2 separate regions of the Homo sapiens genome follow, and region 2 is linked to region 1. The links are chromatin loops, found by intact Hi-C in ENCODE. Cell type or tissue: A673. All regions are shown on one strand.

Region 1 (8,000 bases):
TCTCTTTCCTTCCTTCTAGCAAAGAGCTGCTGTTCTCAGGCCGGCATCGCCTCCCCTTCCTCCTGGGTCTCTGCCCCAGCTCAGCCTCAGCCTCAGCTAAGGTAACTGTGCCCCAGCTGCCTGGCTCCTAACTGGTTCCAGATGCCCAGCCCGAGGCAGGAGGGGGCCAGGCCCCTCTGGGGAGTGTTAATACATGCACATCTGTTCACCAGCCTGCAGCAGGCTCCGGTGGGCAACCCTCGGAAACCCCTGGCTCCAGCTTTCCCAAACATACCCAGGTTTACATTCCTGGGCCAGCCCCCGTGGCCCCCAGTCAGGCTCACAAGCCCTTTGGGAGATGGGGGAGGCCTCCTCACCCAGTGCCTGGCGCCTGGCATTGCCTCACCCAGCCTGGCACACTTGTAGAAGCTGGAGCAGATGACACAGCCCTTTGGAGCTGAGCCAGCGTCACCCCCATCTCTGCCCTGCATGCAGGACTTGAGGGGTCGTAGGAGTGCACAGGAGGGCCCAGTAGTCTTAGGCCAGGTTCCTCTGTCCCTCTGAGCTGTCATTGTCTGTGCCCAGATCCGGAGCTCCTGGAGGGCATGCCTAGTGCCTGGCACAGGGCCCAGCACACAGTAGTTGTTTAGTAAAAAAAATAGGGCATGAATAGGTGAGTGCATGCATGAATGGTTACATCTGTAACTAGTCACTTCATTTTCCTACCAGCCACCATGTTTTGGTAGGCACCCTCCCAGCCCTGGCCCAGGCCACCTTTGTCTACAGAGCATGCGCTATGTGCTGGGTCCCCTGCCGCATTTACACGTGATTTTGGAGTTCCTCAAACTTCGCTCCAACTGCACAGTCATTCAGGGAACTTCTTTATTTATTTATTTAATTTTTAAATTTTTTTTGAGACACAGTCTCTCTTTGTCACCCAGGCTGGAGTGCAGTGGCACAATTTCGGCTCACTGCAACCTCCGCCTCCCCGGTTCAAGCGATTCTCCTGCCCCAGCCTCCTGAGTAGCTGGAATGACAGGCGTGCGCCACCACGCCTGGCTAATTTTTGTATTTTTGGTAGAGACAGGGTTTCACCGTGATATCCAGGCTGGTCGCAAACTCCTGACCTTAAATGATCCACCCACCTCGGCCTCCCAAAGTGTTGGGATTACAGGCGTGAGCCACTGCGCCCAGCCTTATTTTTTGTTTTTAGAATGTCTTTTTGAGACAGGGTCTTGCTCTGTCACCCAGGTTGGAGTGTGGTGACGTGATCATAGCTCACTGCAGCCTCAAACTCCTGGGTGCAAGTGATCCTCCTGCCTCAGCCTCTGGAGTAGCTGGGACTACAGGTGGTACCACCACACCTGGCTCCATTCCGGGAGCTTCTTAGTTTTTTCCCAAGTTTTATTTTGAGTTATTTCAACCTATATAAAAGCTACTGTAGGACAGTGAACATTGACCAATTGTTAATATCTTTCCATCTTTCTTATCTGTTACATAAATTTGTATCATCACACATTTTTTCTGTATCATTAAGAATTAATATAGAGACGTTTCTGAAGACATCAACTTTTTACTCTGAAATACTTCAACTATTTCCTGTAACAAGGATATTTTCTGATTTAACACGGTAATTACAACATTCCAGAAACTGAACGTTGAATTAATACCTTCATTTAATGTACAGCCCATATACAATTTCCCAGCTTTCCCACTAATGTTCTTTCAAAAAACTGTTTTGTTTTGTTTTAAATCCGGGATGCAGGCCAAGATCACGCAGCATTCGTAGTTGCCATGTCTTTTTAATTTTCTTAATCTAGAACAGAGGTCTACAAACTTTTATTGTAAAGTAAAATGTTGTGGGGGTTGCAGGCCTTATGGTCCCTGTTACAACTACTCAGAATTGTCACTGTAACACAAAAGCAGCTATAGACGATATGTAAGTGAATAGACATGGCTGTTACAATAAAACTTTTTATAAAATCAGGTTGTGGGCCAAATTTGACCCAAAAGCCAACTCCTGATCTAGAATATTTTCCTTCTACACCCTACCCTTCCTTACCCAATGTTTTATTTTTTTATTTTTTTATTTATTTTTTCTTTTTTTGAGATGAAGTTTCACTCTGTCACCCACGCTGGAGTGCAGAGGCGTGATCTCGACTCACCGCAACCTCCGCCACCTGGGCTTATGCAATTCTCCTGCCTCAGCCTCCTGAGTAGCTGGGATTACAGGCATGCACTACCATGCCTGGCTAATTTTTGTATTTTTGGTAGAGATGGGGTTTCGCCACGTTGGCCGGGCTGGTCTTGAACTCCTGACCTCAAATGATCTGCCCACCTCAGCCTCCCAAAGTGCTGGGATTACAGGCATGAGTCACTGCATCTGGCCCCCCAACATTTTATTATACAATTTTTTAGACACTAAAAAATTGAAGTAATTTTACAGTGCATACCCACATACTAGATTTTCCTGTTTACATTTTATTTCACATAATCACATAGCTCTCTATCCATCCATCTTATTTTTGGATACATTTCAAAGTAAGTTGCAGATATAATTCCCCCTAAACATTTTATTGTCATTAACCACCTTCAGAAAAGTCCCAACTGGATGCAGTGGTTCACACTCATAATCACAACACTTTGGGAGGCCAAGGAAGGAGAATTGTTAGAGTTCAGGAGTTCAAAACAGCCTGCAACCTAGGGAGACCCCATTGCTACAGAAAATTTAAAAATCAGCCAGGCATGGTGGTGTGTACCTGTATCTCAGCTACCAGGGAGGCTGAGGTATGGAAGAATTGCTTGAGCCCAGGAGGTTGAGGCTGCAGTAAGCTGTGTTCACACCACTGCACACTCTAGCCTGGATGACAGAGCAGACAGACCCTGTCTCTGTCTAAAAAAAAAAAAAAAAAAAAATCCTGCACTGACAATTTTGAAGTGTCCAGGAAGTTATTTTGCAAAACATCCTCCTAATGTGGATTTGTCCGATTGTTTCTTGAAGATAAGATTCAGGCTGAACATTTTTGACAAGGGGTATCACTAACGAAATGACGCCTCTAGTGAGCGCGTTAAAAATACCAGCTCTTGGCTGGGTGCGGTAGCTCACACCCGTAATCCAGCACTTTGGGAGGCCGAGGTGGGCAGGTCACCTGAGGTCAGGAGTTCGAGACTGGCCTGGCCAACATGGCGAAACCCCATCTCTACTAAAAATACAAAAATTAGTTGGGTGTGGTGGTACATGCCTGTAATCTTGGTTACTCAGGAGGCTGAGGCAGAAGAATCACTTGAACCCAGGAGGCAGAGGTTGCAGTGAGCCGAGATCGTGCCACTGCACTTCAGCAGCCTGGGCAACAGAGCAAGACTCCTTCTCAAAAAAAAAAAAAAAAAAAAAAAAAAACAGCTCTGGAACATCTTCCCAGAGACTCCATTTTTGTAGGTTTTAAGTGGGAGCCCAGAATCTGTATTTTTAATAAGTTCCCCCGCAGTGATTCTGCTTTTCAGCCAACCTGGAAGTTAGCACATTATTTCATACAATTTTCGCAGCAACCCGTAATAAAATAGGTGTCCTTATCCCTGTTTTTGGATTAGAAGGCTTGGGTGGTTAAGGAACTAGCTGGAGATCACTCACCTCTCAGTGGTAGATCCACACTTGGAGTTCTGTTGTGTTTGATGCTGACACGCACCCAGGCATAATTCTTTCTGCTAGACTGCCCCCTGCTGTCTGCAACAGTACTACAACTAGAATTCTTGGCTGCTGGTGCCAGGCTGGTAGATATTTTCAAGTCAATGTTATAGCAGGGAGGGCATGAAGGAGATAGTTGCCATGGCCACGCTTGATGGCCTAACCTGAGGCTCCAAACCCTCGCATCATCAAACTTCATCCAGCCCAGGGAGTTGTGGGTCTCTTGGGCCTGGGACTTTGGGAGGCAGAGCCCTCGGCCTACAGCCAGCATCTCCTGGAATGTTCCATCAGAGCCCTGATGAGGAGCTTTATCGTGTTTTGTGGTGGTTTTTTTTTTTTCTGACCCAGCTACACTACTCCAAGGGTGAGGTTCAGAGCATGTTCGCCTTGGGCGTGGAGGAGCGTCATTTTCACATCAGCACCCGGCAGGTAGCTGCTAAGGCCGGTCTCAACAATTTCATCAAACTGGAACAGACCTTTCTGCAGGTGTGTGGAGGTCAGCCCAGGGCCGGAGCACGCTGGGGTGGGGGGCCTCTGGGACAGCCCTTTGAGAAAAGAAAAATTGTCCTAGTGTCCCGGTTCCTGGGCGGAAGGACAGACAAGGCTGTGAAATGGACACAATGTGCTGGATTTATTGAGCTGGATTTATTGCATGATTTATGGAGCATCTACTAGGTGCCAGGCACTATTTCAGAAGCTGGGGCGTGACCTAAAACAGATCTGATCAATCCTTCCTCTCATCAAGTGTCCACTCTAGCGGGGGAGATTGACTCCCCGAAATCACACAAACGAAATATGCCAGATAGTACTATGATACGGAGAAAACGTACTGAAGTGACTGAGAGTGACCAAGGAGCTTATTTAGATTAGGTGGCCAGGAAAGGCCCCACTGAAGAGACGACACATGAGCTAGCGGTGGATGATAAGCACCAGCCATTTGAAAATCCGGGGGAAGGCCGGGCACGGTGGCTCGCGCCTGTAATCCCAGCACTTTGGGAGGCCGAGGCGGGTGGATGACCTGAGGTGAGGAGTTCGAGACCAGCACGGCCAACATGGGGAAACCCCGTCTCTACTAAAAATATGGAATTAGCCAGGCGTGGTGGCACATGCCTATAATCCCAGCTACTTTGGAGGCTGAGGCAGGAGAATTGCTTGAACCCAGGATGTGGAGGTTGCAGTGAGCCGAGATTGCGCCGTTGCACTGCGGCCTGGGTGACAAGAGTGAAACTCCATCTCAAAAGGAAGAAAAGAAAAAAGAAATCTCTGGGGGAGGGGCATTCGAGGCAGGTAAAGAGACTGTGGTATATATACACCATGGAATATTACACAGCCGGAAAAAAGAATGAAATTCTGTCCTTTGCAGCAGCAGGGATGCAATTATCCTAAGTGAACTAGCTCAGAAACAGAAAACCCAGTATCACATGTTCTCACTTGTAAGCAGGAGCTAAACATTGAATACACATGGACATAAAGATGGAAACAGTAAACACTGAGGGCTCCAAAAGGGAGGAGGGTGAGAGGGAGCCAAGGGTTGGAAAATTACCTGCCTGGTATGATGTTCGATATTTGGGTGACAGGGACGCTGGAAGCCCAGTCCCCACCATTACACAATATACCTATGTAACAAACATGCACACTGACCCCCTCAATCTAAAATACATTTTTTAAAAAGAGTATTCCAGGCAGAGGGAACAAGACATGCAAAGGGCCTGGGGCAGGGATGGGTTTGCATGTTTTAGGAATGGCCAAGGAGCCACTGGGCTGGAGCTGGGTGGGTGGGGAATGGTAGGAGGTGGTCTGATCACACAGGGTCAGTCAGGCCACAGGGAGGCGTTTGCATTGTGTTCTATCTGCTACTAGAAGCCTTTGAAGCCATGATCAAATAAATGATGATTTCAGATCCCTCTGGCTGCTGTGTGGGGAGGGACCTACAGGTGGCAGAAGTGAGCAGTGAGGAAGCCCCATAATGGGCAGGGGCAGGGCAATAATAATGCGTGGACCAAGCTGGGGGCAGTAGTGATAGGTTTTAGAGACGTTTAAGAGCAAACTTCCTTCCCCACCCCAGCAGTCCCCCTGCAGTGCCCTCAAGTCACCCTCGGACTGTGGCACCCACCAGCAGGGACGGCGTCCCTCTCCGAACCTTTGCACAGGCTCTTCCATCTGCCTAGAATGCTCTTCCCTGCCTCCTCCCCAAGCTTGCTTCTCTGCGTTCCTTTCTCCCTTGAATGTCTCTTGTGACCATCCTTGTCACCTTATCCCATCATTTTCTGTCCTGTGACTATCTCGACTATCTCCCTGGGAGCCCCTTAAGGGCCAGGACCAGGTCTTGGCTAGCTTTGTACCCAGGCACTCAGCACTGGCTTGGGAGCATGATACCTGCTCGCTACATGATTGAGAAACCGCAATACCAACTGCGTGCCTCCTACAAGCTCCTCTCCACCGTGTAGCCCTGGGCTGAGTGCACCACTTGTATCATCTTGCAAAGGTTGACACTTTCTGGCCTCCATTTTCTAGGAAACTGAGGCTCAGAGAGGTTGAAAAATGCCCAGAGCCACACAGCTTGGCCATGGAATTGAGAAGTGGCTGTTCTGTGCTGTCTCCTGTTGGCCATACTCCCCTCACCTACTCCTCTCCTTTAAATTATCTGCTCATCCTTAGGAAGCATTTGGGTTTTTGATCCCCTGACATATGTCACCATTCAGGAAACTGTAAATGATCCACAAATATTCCCTTTTTCCTCCTCTGCAAGCTTCTCTTCTTTCCCATCCCAGGCAGAAGCATGGGTCGGGTTCCCCCATGACGCCGTCATTCTCTTCCAGCTCAGCGCTCTTCCCAGGGAGCTGTTCCTGCAGACCGCATACGAGCGAGCTCATGGGACCCGTGTCCTGCGCCAGGTGGTGCTGTGGGATGGCCAGGAGGTGGCCCTCACCGGGAGCCTTTCTGGGCCTTTCCCCAAGCCCACCAGGAACCTCAGCCTGCAGGGTGAGTGTGTGAGGGGCTGCAGGCAGGGGTGGCCCAGTCACTCAAGAAATCATCCCTGGCCAGGCGCGGTGGCTCATGCCTGTAATCCAAGCCCTTTGGGAGGCCGAGGTGGGTAGATCACTCGAGGTCAGGAGTTTGAGACCAGCCTGGCCAACATGGTGAAACCCCATCTCTACTAAAAATACAAAAATTAGCCAGGCATGGTGGCAGGCACCTACAATCTCAGCTACTTGGGAGGCTGAGGCAGGAGAATCGCTTGAACCTGGGAGGCAGAGGTTGCAGAGAGCCGAGATTGAGCCAGTGCATTCCAGCCTGAGCGAGAGTGAGACTCGGTCTCAAAAAAGCCATGACTGAGCACCTGCATATCCCAGGTGTAATCTAGGCACCAGGGGTCCATCAGGAAGCAAGATGGCCCAGGTGTCACCCCTCAGGGAGACAGGCATTGAGCAACAAGATGCACATAAGCAAAATAACGTCAAGCATGACCATTTCCACGAGTGGGAAAGGCTGTGAGAGCAAGCAGGGTCTTTGTGGGGTGTGGGCCTCCTTTAGGTGGGGTGGTCTGGGAAGGCCTCTTGGAGGAGGTGACTTCTGAACTGAGTTCTGAAGGATGAGAAGGAGCTGGCAGATCTGAGCAGAGGCACTTCAGGCGGAAGGCCCCACTTGGAAATGAGGTTTGCATGTGGAGCAGCAGCTGCGGGGCTAGCATGGCTGGAATGGGGAGAAGGGATGAGGCGAGGCAGGAGGGCTGGGGGACCCAGGTCATGCAGCGTCTCAGCTCATAGAGAGGAGCTGGGGCTTATCCTGAGTGCAGCCGGGCAGGGAGAAGGGGCCAGGGCGTGGAAGAGGTGGCATCCCTGGGCAGTTGTGGTGCCAGGGGAGCTGAGTGCCGACACAGCGCCAACAACAGCAGCCATGAGCCCCTGGGTCCTCCAGAAACAGGCATCCCTGGAAGGGGCTGTAATTTGTGGCCTGGGCAGCCACAAGACTTAGTTTCTGTGTAAGGAACCTCCTGAGCACAGAGCAGAGCCCGACCCACAGCCTGCCAGGTGTGGAGACAGAGTGCAGACCCCAGCCTGGAGGCACGGCTTACCAGGTGGCCTGATGGAATCCTCCCAGCGTCACATTTGCCACATGTGTGCCCTGGAAGGCAGAGGAAGTGAGCAGGTCCCCAGCAAGCCAAGGCAGTGTGCATGCGTGTATGTGTGTGCTCATGAGTGTATGTGTGCTCATGTGTGTATGTGTGCATGTGTGTGTATACATGCACGTGTGTGCATGCCTGTGTGTGTGTGTATTTGTGCCACCCTTGGTGAGCTACACAGTCTGCAGCCCCACACGGTGTTGACAGTGTTGCAGG
Region 2 (8,000 bases), 660 kb before region 1:
TCTCTCACAACTCCTATTCAACATAGTGTTGAAAGTTTTGGCCAGGGCAATTAGGCAGGAGAAGGAAATAAAGGGTATTCAGTTAGGAAAAGAGGAAGTCAAATTGTCCCTGTTTGCAGACGATGTGACTGTATATCTAGAAAACCCCATTGTCTCAGCCCAAAATCTCATTAAGCTGATAAGCAACTTCAGCAAAGTCTCAGGATACAAAATCAATGTACAAAAATCACAAGCATTCTTACACAACAATCACAGACAAACAGCCAAATCATGAGTGAACTCCCATTCACAATTGCTTCAAAGAGAATAAAATACTTACGAATCCAACTTACAAGGGACGTGAAGGACCTCTTCAAGGAGAACTACAAACCACTGCTCAATGAAATAAAAGAGTATACAAACGAATGGAAGAACATTCCATGCTCATGGGTAGGAAGAATCAATATCGTGAAAATGGCCATACTGCCCAAGGTAATTTATAGATTCAATGCCATCCCCATCAAGCTACCAATGACTTTCTTCACAAATTGGAAAAAAACTACTTTAAAGTTCATATGGAACCAAAAAAGAGGCCGCATTGCCAAGTCAATCCTAAGCCAAAAAGAACAAAGCTGGAGGCATCACGCTACCGGACTTCAAACTATACTACAAGGCTACAGTAACCAAAACAGCATGGTACTGGTACCAAAACAGAAATATAGATCAATGGAACAGAACAGAGCCCTCAGAAATAATGCCGCATACCTACAACTATCTGATCTTTGACAAACCTGAGAAAAACAAGCATTGGGGAAAGGATTCCCTATTTAATAAATGGTGCTGGGAAAACTGGCTAGCCATATGTAGAAAGCTGAAACTGGATCCCTTCCTTACACCTTATACAAAAATTAATTCAAGATGGATTAAAGACTTACATGTTAGACCTAAAACCATAAAAACCCTATAAGAAAACCTAGGCATTACCATTCAGAACATAGGCATGGGCAAGGACTTCATGTCTAAAACACCAAAAGCAATGGCAACAAAAGCCAAAATTGACAAATGGGATCTAATTAAACTAAAGAGCTTCTGCACAGCAAAAGAAACTACCATCAGAGTGAACAGGCAACCTACAGAATGGGAGAAAATTTTCGCAACCTACTCATCTGACAAAGGGCTAATATCCAGAATCTACAATGAACTCAAACAAATTTACAAGAAAAAAACAACCCCATCAAAAAGTGGGCAAAGGATATGAACAGACACTTCTCAAAAGAAGACATTTATGCAGCCAAAAGACACATGAAAAAATGCTCATCATCGCTGGCCATCAGAGAAATGCAAATCAAAACCACAATGAGATACCATCTCACACCAGTTAGAATGGCAATCATTAAAAAGTCAGGAAACAAAAGGTGCTGGATGTGGAGAAATAGGAACACTTTTACACTGTTGGTGGGACTGTAAACTAATTCAACCATTGTGGAAGTCAGTGTGGCGATTCCTCAGGGATCTAGAACTAGAAATACCATTTGACCCAGCCATCCCATTACTGGGTATATACCCAAAGGACTATAAATCATGCTGCTATAAAGACACATGCACACATATGTTTATTGTGGCACTATTCACAATAGCAAAGACTTGGAACCAACCCGAATGTCCAACAAAGATAGACTGGATTAAGAAAATGTGGCACATATACACCATGGAATACTATGCAGCCATAAAAAATGATGAGTTCATGTCCTTTGTAGGGACATGGATGAAACTGGAAATCATCATTCTCGGTAAACTATCGCAAGGACAAAAAACCAAACACCACATGTTCTCACTCATAGATAGGAATTGAACAATGAGAACACATGGACACAGGAAGGGGAACATCACACTCTGGGGACTGTTGTGGGGTGGGGGGAGGGGGGAGGGATAGCATTAGGAGATATAGCTAATGCTAAATGACGAGTTAATGGGTGCAGCACACCAGCATGGCACATGTATACATATGTAACTAACCTGAACATTGTGCACATGTACCCTAAAACTTAAATAATAAAAAAAAAGCATCCAACAACTTGGGAGAACTCAATTTCCCCTTGAGATACTTTATTTGAAAAAACAAAAAGAAAACCTATATAGTGCTTAATACATGCCAGACAGCATACTAAGCCCTTCACAAATACTATGTAATATCTAAATGGCTTAAATATACAACACTAGGATGGTCAAATCTTGTTATCAAATATCAACAAATATTTAAATTAAGAAAATAACAGGCCGGGCACGGTGGCCTGTAATCCCAGCACTTTGGGAGGCCGAGGCGGGCGGATCACGAGGTCAGGAGATCGAGACCACGGTGAAACCCCATCTCTACTGAAAATACAAAAAGTTAGCCGGGCGCAGTGGCGGGCGCCTGTAGTCCCAGCTACTCAGGAGGCTGAGGCAGGAGAATGGCGTGAACACAGCAGGCAGAGCTTGCGGTGAGCCGAGATTGCGCCACCGCACTCCAGCCTGGGCAACACAGCGAGACTGTCTCAAAAAGAAAAAAAGAAAATAACAATAGAGGAGGCACCCAGATATGCCCCAAAAGGTGTTGACATTCGTCATCTACCATCTCTTATACAGTCTCTCTGAGGCAGTAATGATCTAAGACCCTTGGCAACTGCATCTTCTGTGATGTAAAGACTAAATCTGCTCACATCAGTAATCCCAGCACTTTGGGAGGCCGAGGTGGGCAGATCACCTGAGGTCAGGAGTTGGAGACCAGCCTGGCCAACGTGGTGAAACCCTATCTCCACTAAAAATACAAAAAAATCAGCTAGGCATGGTGGTGTGTGCCTGTAATTCCAACTACTTGGGAGGCTCAGGCAAGAGAATCGCTTGATCTCGGGAGGCGGAGTTTGCAGTGAGCCGAGACTGCGCCACTGCACTCTAGCCTGGGCAACAGAACCGGGCTCCATCTCAAAAAAAAAGACTAAATCTGAACATAAATGTGAAGTAAACCCTTGCCCTTTAATCCTAGCAGGTGCACTCCTATCTTTAAAAAAGAATAAAATGCACAGCTGTGAATAGGATGTTTTAATGCCACAGGCAACTGGGTTTCTCAATATTAACCTGTACCGAAGTCCAGGATCTGGGAGAACGTGGTCCTCTGGTCCTGTCCCGTTCTCCAGGCTTCCGAGGGGGGCATCTGTGCAGAGAGAGCAATCACAGAAAGAGGTCACTTTTCTCACTACATGTTCTCCATAAGACAAAGACACAATGCAGACATTGGCTCATCTGCTACATCACTTGACTAAGAAATTTTTCTCCATCTCTCCTGCAAGCTGGATTTTAATCAGCTGTTTCCTGTTGTTCAGAGATAATCTCAGACTTGGCATCAGTCACTGTAGAAGCAGAAAGCCCTATACTTGGCCGGGCATGGCGGCTCACTCCTGTAATCCCAGCACTTTGGGAGGTGGATCACCTGAGGTCAGGAGTTCGAGACCGGCCTGGCCAACATGGTGAAACCCCATCTCTACTAAAAATACAAAAATTAGCTGGGCGTGTTGGTGCACGACTGTAATCCCAACTACTCGGGAGGCTGAGGCAGGAGAATCGCTTGAACCCTGGAGGTAGAGGTTGCAGTGAGCCGAGATCGTGCCATTGCACTCCAGCCTGGGCAACAAGAGCGAAGCTCCATTAAAAATTTTTTTTTAAAAGCCCTATACTTCCCCTTAACCTGTGACTTTTTTTTTTTTTTTTTTTTTGAGACAGGGTCTCACTGTGTCACCCAGGCTGAGATGGAGTGCAGTGGTGGTGTGTGATCACGGCTCACTGCAGCTTCAACCTCCCAGGCTCCAGTGGTCCTCCCACCTCAGCCTCTCAAGTACCTGGGAGGGACTACAGGTGTGTGCCACCATGCCGAGCTAATTTATTTTTTATTTTTTTTTGTAGAGATGGGGGTCCCACTATGTTGCCCAGGCTGGTCTCAAACTCCTGGGCTCAAGCAATCCTTCCGCCCTGGCCTCCCAAAGTGCTGGGATTACAGATGTGAGCAACTGTGCCTGGCCTGTGACATTTTCGACCTTGAGCCACCTGGAATTATGCATGAAGTCCATATTCAGAACCAGGGCCAGAAACCGGGTATAATGAATCAGCTTGCTGTTAAGACAAAACTGCTCCTGCTTGTAGTGCCTTGAATCAGACAGTAGAGGGCAGCATGGTCTAATTCCTGACAATGTCTGCGGCTTTCTAAAAAGGCCAATTTTCCCTGCATTAAGTGCATTTAGGAAAGGCATTCACAAGAGCTGGGGCCATAAGTAGTCTCTGGAACTAACGGGCTAGGGACCTGAACAATTTTCATAAATGCTCAAGTCTCCTTCCAGGAAAACATGCAAATCCATAAGCCTTGGGCTGCATGGTGACATTAAGGCCAGTATCACCCAGGAGAAACCTTGCTCACTCAAGAAACTTCTTGGGCCAGGCGCGGTGGCTCACGCCTGTAATCCCACCACTTTGGGAAGCCAAGGCAGGTGGATTACTTGAGGTCAGGAGTTCGAGACCAGCCTGGCTAACATGGCAAAACCCCGTCTCTACTAAAAATACAAAAATTAGCTGTGCGAGGTAGTGCACGCCTGTAATCCCAGCTACTTGGAAAACTGAGGTGGAAGAATTGCTTGAACCCAGAAGGTGGAGGTTGCAGTGAGCTGAGATTACGTCACTGCACTCCAGCCTGGGAGACAGAGTGAGACTCCGTCTCAAAAAGAGAAAAAGAAAAAGAAACTTATTAGTGAATGACCACTATGGAACCAGCCGTGCATCGGGGACAAGGAACATGGTGCTGGAGAGAGCACGCCTCGGTGCCTTCCTCATCCATCCTCCATGCCATTCCCTCCATCTTTGCTTGGCTTACTCAAGGTGCCCCAAGAACCCCCAGCTCTGTAGGGGCTGAACTTCAGGGAAACTTACCAGGAAAAAAAAAATTGTTTTAACCTTTTCTTCTACCTTGCTGTCTCCATCAAGTTATTTACTGACTCCAAATTCTCAAGAAGTTCAAGTCCACTTCCCCTCCCGCTTTTTTTAGAGGCAGGGTTTTCCTGTCACCCAGGCTGGAGAGCAGTGGCACGATTATAGCTCACTGCAGCCTCAAACTCCTGGACTCAAGAGAGCCTCCCACCTCAGCCTCCTGAGTAGCTAGGACTGCAGGCATGCACCCTCATGACTGGCCTGCTTATTTATTTATTTATTTATTTATTTATTTATTTATTTATTTATTTATTTATTTTAGAGACACGGTCTCACTATGTTGCCCAGACCAGTCTCAAACTCCTGGCCTCAAGCAATCCTCCTGCCTCAGACTCCCGAATGTTACATCTTAACGCATGTAAAACTCAATGAGAATGCTCAGTGAGGGTGGCATCAACTCACCCCATAACAGATCCTGGCTACCTCGGGCATTCATCCTCCCACCTGGTCAACTGGAATGGCCCAAGGAACCCCTCCCTCAGCCCCCACCCCACCATCCCCTCCTACTTGGCGCTCCCCTCTCTCAACCTTCCCAACACTAATCTCCGGCCCTCCTCCCCACCATCTTTTCTCTGATTCCTGAGTGAAGGTGGCCCTGAATCATGGCCCCAAGGCCCTCTGTCACCCTCGGCACATCTGGCAAGGTCTTGGCTACAGTTCTCACCTCCGTGAAGACGACAGTGCTCAAGCCCTCACCTCTAGCCCAGACCTGTCTTGAATCTCAGTCCCACATCTCTAACTGCCTTCTAGAAAACTCTACTGGGATACCCCGCTGTGCCTACCAACAGATCCTGACCCTCACAACCCCATCTTATGTCGCACTAGGCTGTAAGCTCACAAGAGCACGGCACCCACCCTCCATCCCATCACAGAGCCAGGGGGATCCAAGACTGCTCAGTGCCCCCAAAATGACCTCCTCCTCTTGGCTCACAAGTCGTGTCCACTGCCCCGTGGTCCAAAGGCTCCATACCATCTAAGAGGCCTTCTACAGCAGACGCCCCAGTTCCCTGTCATCCTTGCTAATCTAACTCATGCAGAGTCAGACTACATTCCCTGAAGCAAAGACAGGGACTCAACATGCAGAGTGGAAATCCACAGCTGGGGCAAAGGCATGGACCCACCCAGCCTTCAATGAGAGCGCTCAGTGAGGATACAATGTCCACACGGTCCCAGGTGATTGCCCACGGGCCCCTTCACGATGCACAACCGCGAATGGCTTGTACTTGTTGTGGGCCTGACGCTCTGGGGTGCACACAGCATAGACCGTCTCATCCTTAAGGCCCCCAAGACAGATACCATTATCTAATTTTACGGATGAGGAAATGGATCCCGAAAATTTAAGCAACTTGTTCAAGATCACAGAACTAACAAGTGCAAAGGTTTGAACCCTGGTCCGTCCAATGGCAGAGCTGAGCCTGTACCCACTTTAGCATACAGGCCTGCATCCAGTGATCCAGTGGGAAGACTGAATAAAGAAAACCAGGAACCCCAAACAGCACACAACCCGTATAAGCTGACTGGGAAGCACAACCAGGGCAGTGTCCGCCCAGCCACCGCAACACTGACAACCAAAACAGTAAAACTGCCCACTAAGAGCTAAGTGCTAAAACCAATCACATCAGATTATGGCAGAGCCACCACAGTCTGTCCTCAACCTCAACAAACAACTTCCAAGATCCAACGTGAGGACAAGGAGAAATAGAACTTTAGACTTGATGGGGAAACAAAGGGTTTGAGGACCCAAGGTTTCAAAGGAACCTAAGAAAGCCCTTGGAAATTGTGCATTTCCTAAAACCCAATACTAAACACAGGACCCTCAATGAAGGGATGAGCAGTCATATCACCTTGTACTGACAGGTGATTTTTCACCCGTTTACTATTCCCACTCAAAATAAACCTGGGTAGCTCTCCCTTCCTTGCAACTGGAAAGCAATGCTGGTGAATTTGCTTTGCTCAGGTATAGACACCACATACTCCCAGAGGAACCACGCATGGTCCCCAGTCCTCATTTGCTTGTCTGGGGTCTCCTCTTGCAACCTGGGGTGCTGTCCCCTTCTGTGAATGGCTCTGTCACCCAAGAAAAGCAACTCCAAAACTCCTCCCTAAACCACAGAGTTATCTCTTCCAAGATTCAAGAGAACTCCTTTCAGGGTTCCCCCTTCTTTGCTCCTTTCTCCCTCCCAACACTCAGCTGCAGAAAGCATCCTCTCCCAGCCAGTGCCTTTGCCTTCTCTAACTATCCCCACTGTCAGTGACTGCAAAGGCACCAGCGTGTTCAAAGATGACAAAAGTCTCCTAAGGTGAGGAGCCCTCCATGTGGGAAGTCTCCATTAAAAGACGAAGTGGCTCCAGAATGAGAGGGAATGTCAGAATATCTCTAAGGAAGGAAGATGTCCCTCAGAAGGGACAAAAGGCAGAAACAGAGCAAAAGGAATGGAGTCTCAGGAGAAATGGTGGCGGTGGCCACCTGGGCAGGCAGGCAGAGTCTTGGCACCAGTCGGCCCCACACCTCCCATGGAAATGGGGCATCAGGACAGAAGGGACTTGATGCAACCTGGCGTCCCAATCAGGCTACCCATTCCCCTGGCTCTGAGTCCAACATCCTGACACAGTCCTGGAATAATGTTTCTCCCTATGCCATGTCCTGCCCCTGTGCGCAGCCCCTGGGCTGTCCCAGCTCACAAGCCCCCTGACAGCATCGTTACTGCAGAGAAGGGAAATGCTGGCTGACGCCGGCACACGTCATCTCCAGAGAGTGCATTCGACATCAGCTGGAGCTCGGGTCCCATCAGCAGTGAGAAGATGGAGCTGACTCTGCGAGCTGACAGCCGGGTGTGGGACCACAGGAAATCTGCAAGGACTCTAGAGGCTGATGGGGAGCTACGTTCCCTGGACACACTTGCTACAGAAAGCCCAGAAGAGCAGGAAGAGCTCTGGGTTCTCTAAGACCAAAGCCCAACATGCACGAAAAAGGAGACCCGGATGTCTGATGGTTCAGGAGGCCCAGCTAAGCG

The links. A loop is a pair of places that touch in the nucleus more often than their neighbours do. Peaks named below come from ENCODE experiments on the same cell type or tissue, not always from the same donor. Only the 100,000 strongest peaks of a DNase experiment are listed, where the experiment ranks them.
Region 2: a loop joins it to region 1, with 11 times the contacts of the local background. A loop is called at or near these places in 58 of 110 quality-filtered maps.

The regions. Positions count from the first base shown.
Region 1 is chr16:11,403,347-11,411,346 of GRCh38, reverse strand. It overlaps LOC400499 (putative uncharacterized protein LOC400499), which reads left to right. Exons shown (of 67, transcript NM_001370704.1): 46 at 20-101; 47 at 4,010-4,147; 48 at 6,481-6,643. Among named protein-coding and RNA genes, the nearest start is that of RMI2, 62 kb to the right of the region's middle. In A673, CTCF peaks have their summits at 3,712 (motif pointing left) and 5,594 (motif pointing right); a DNase peak (open chromatin) is centred at 3,666; H3K27ac peaks cover 1,136 bases.
Region 2 is chr16:12,064,226-12,072,225 of GRCh38, reverse strand. SNX29 (sorting nexin 29) reads right to left here. Exons shown (of 21, transcript NM_032167.5): 10 at 3,094-3,169. Among named protein-coding and RNA genes, the nearest start is that of SNX29, 91 kb to the right of the region's middle. RefSeq lists an enhancer at 4,066-4,165 and a silencer at 4,060-4,354. In A673, a CTCF peak has its summit at 4,162 (motif pointing right); DNase peaks (open chromatin) are centred at 3,315 and 4,195.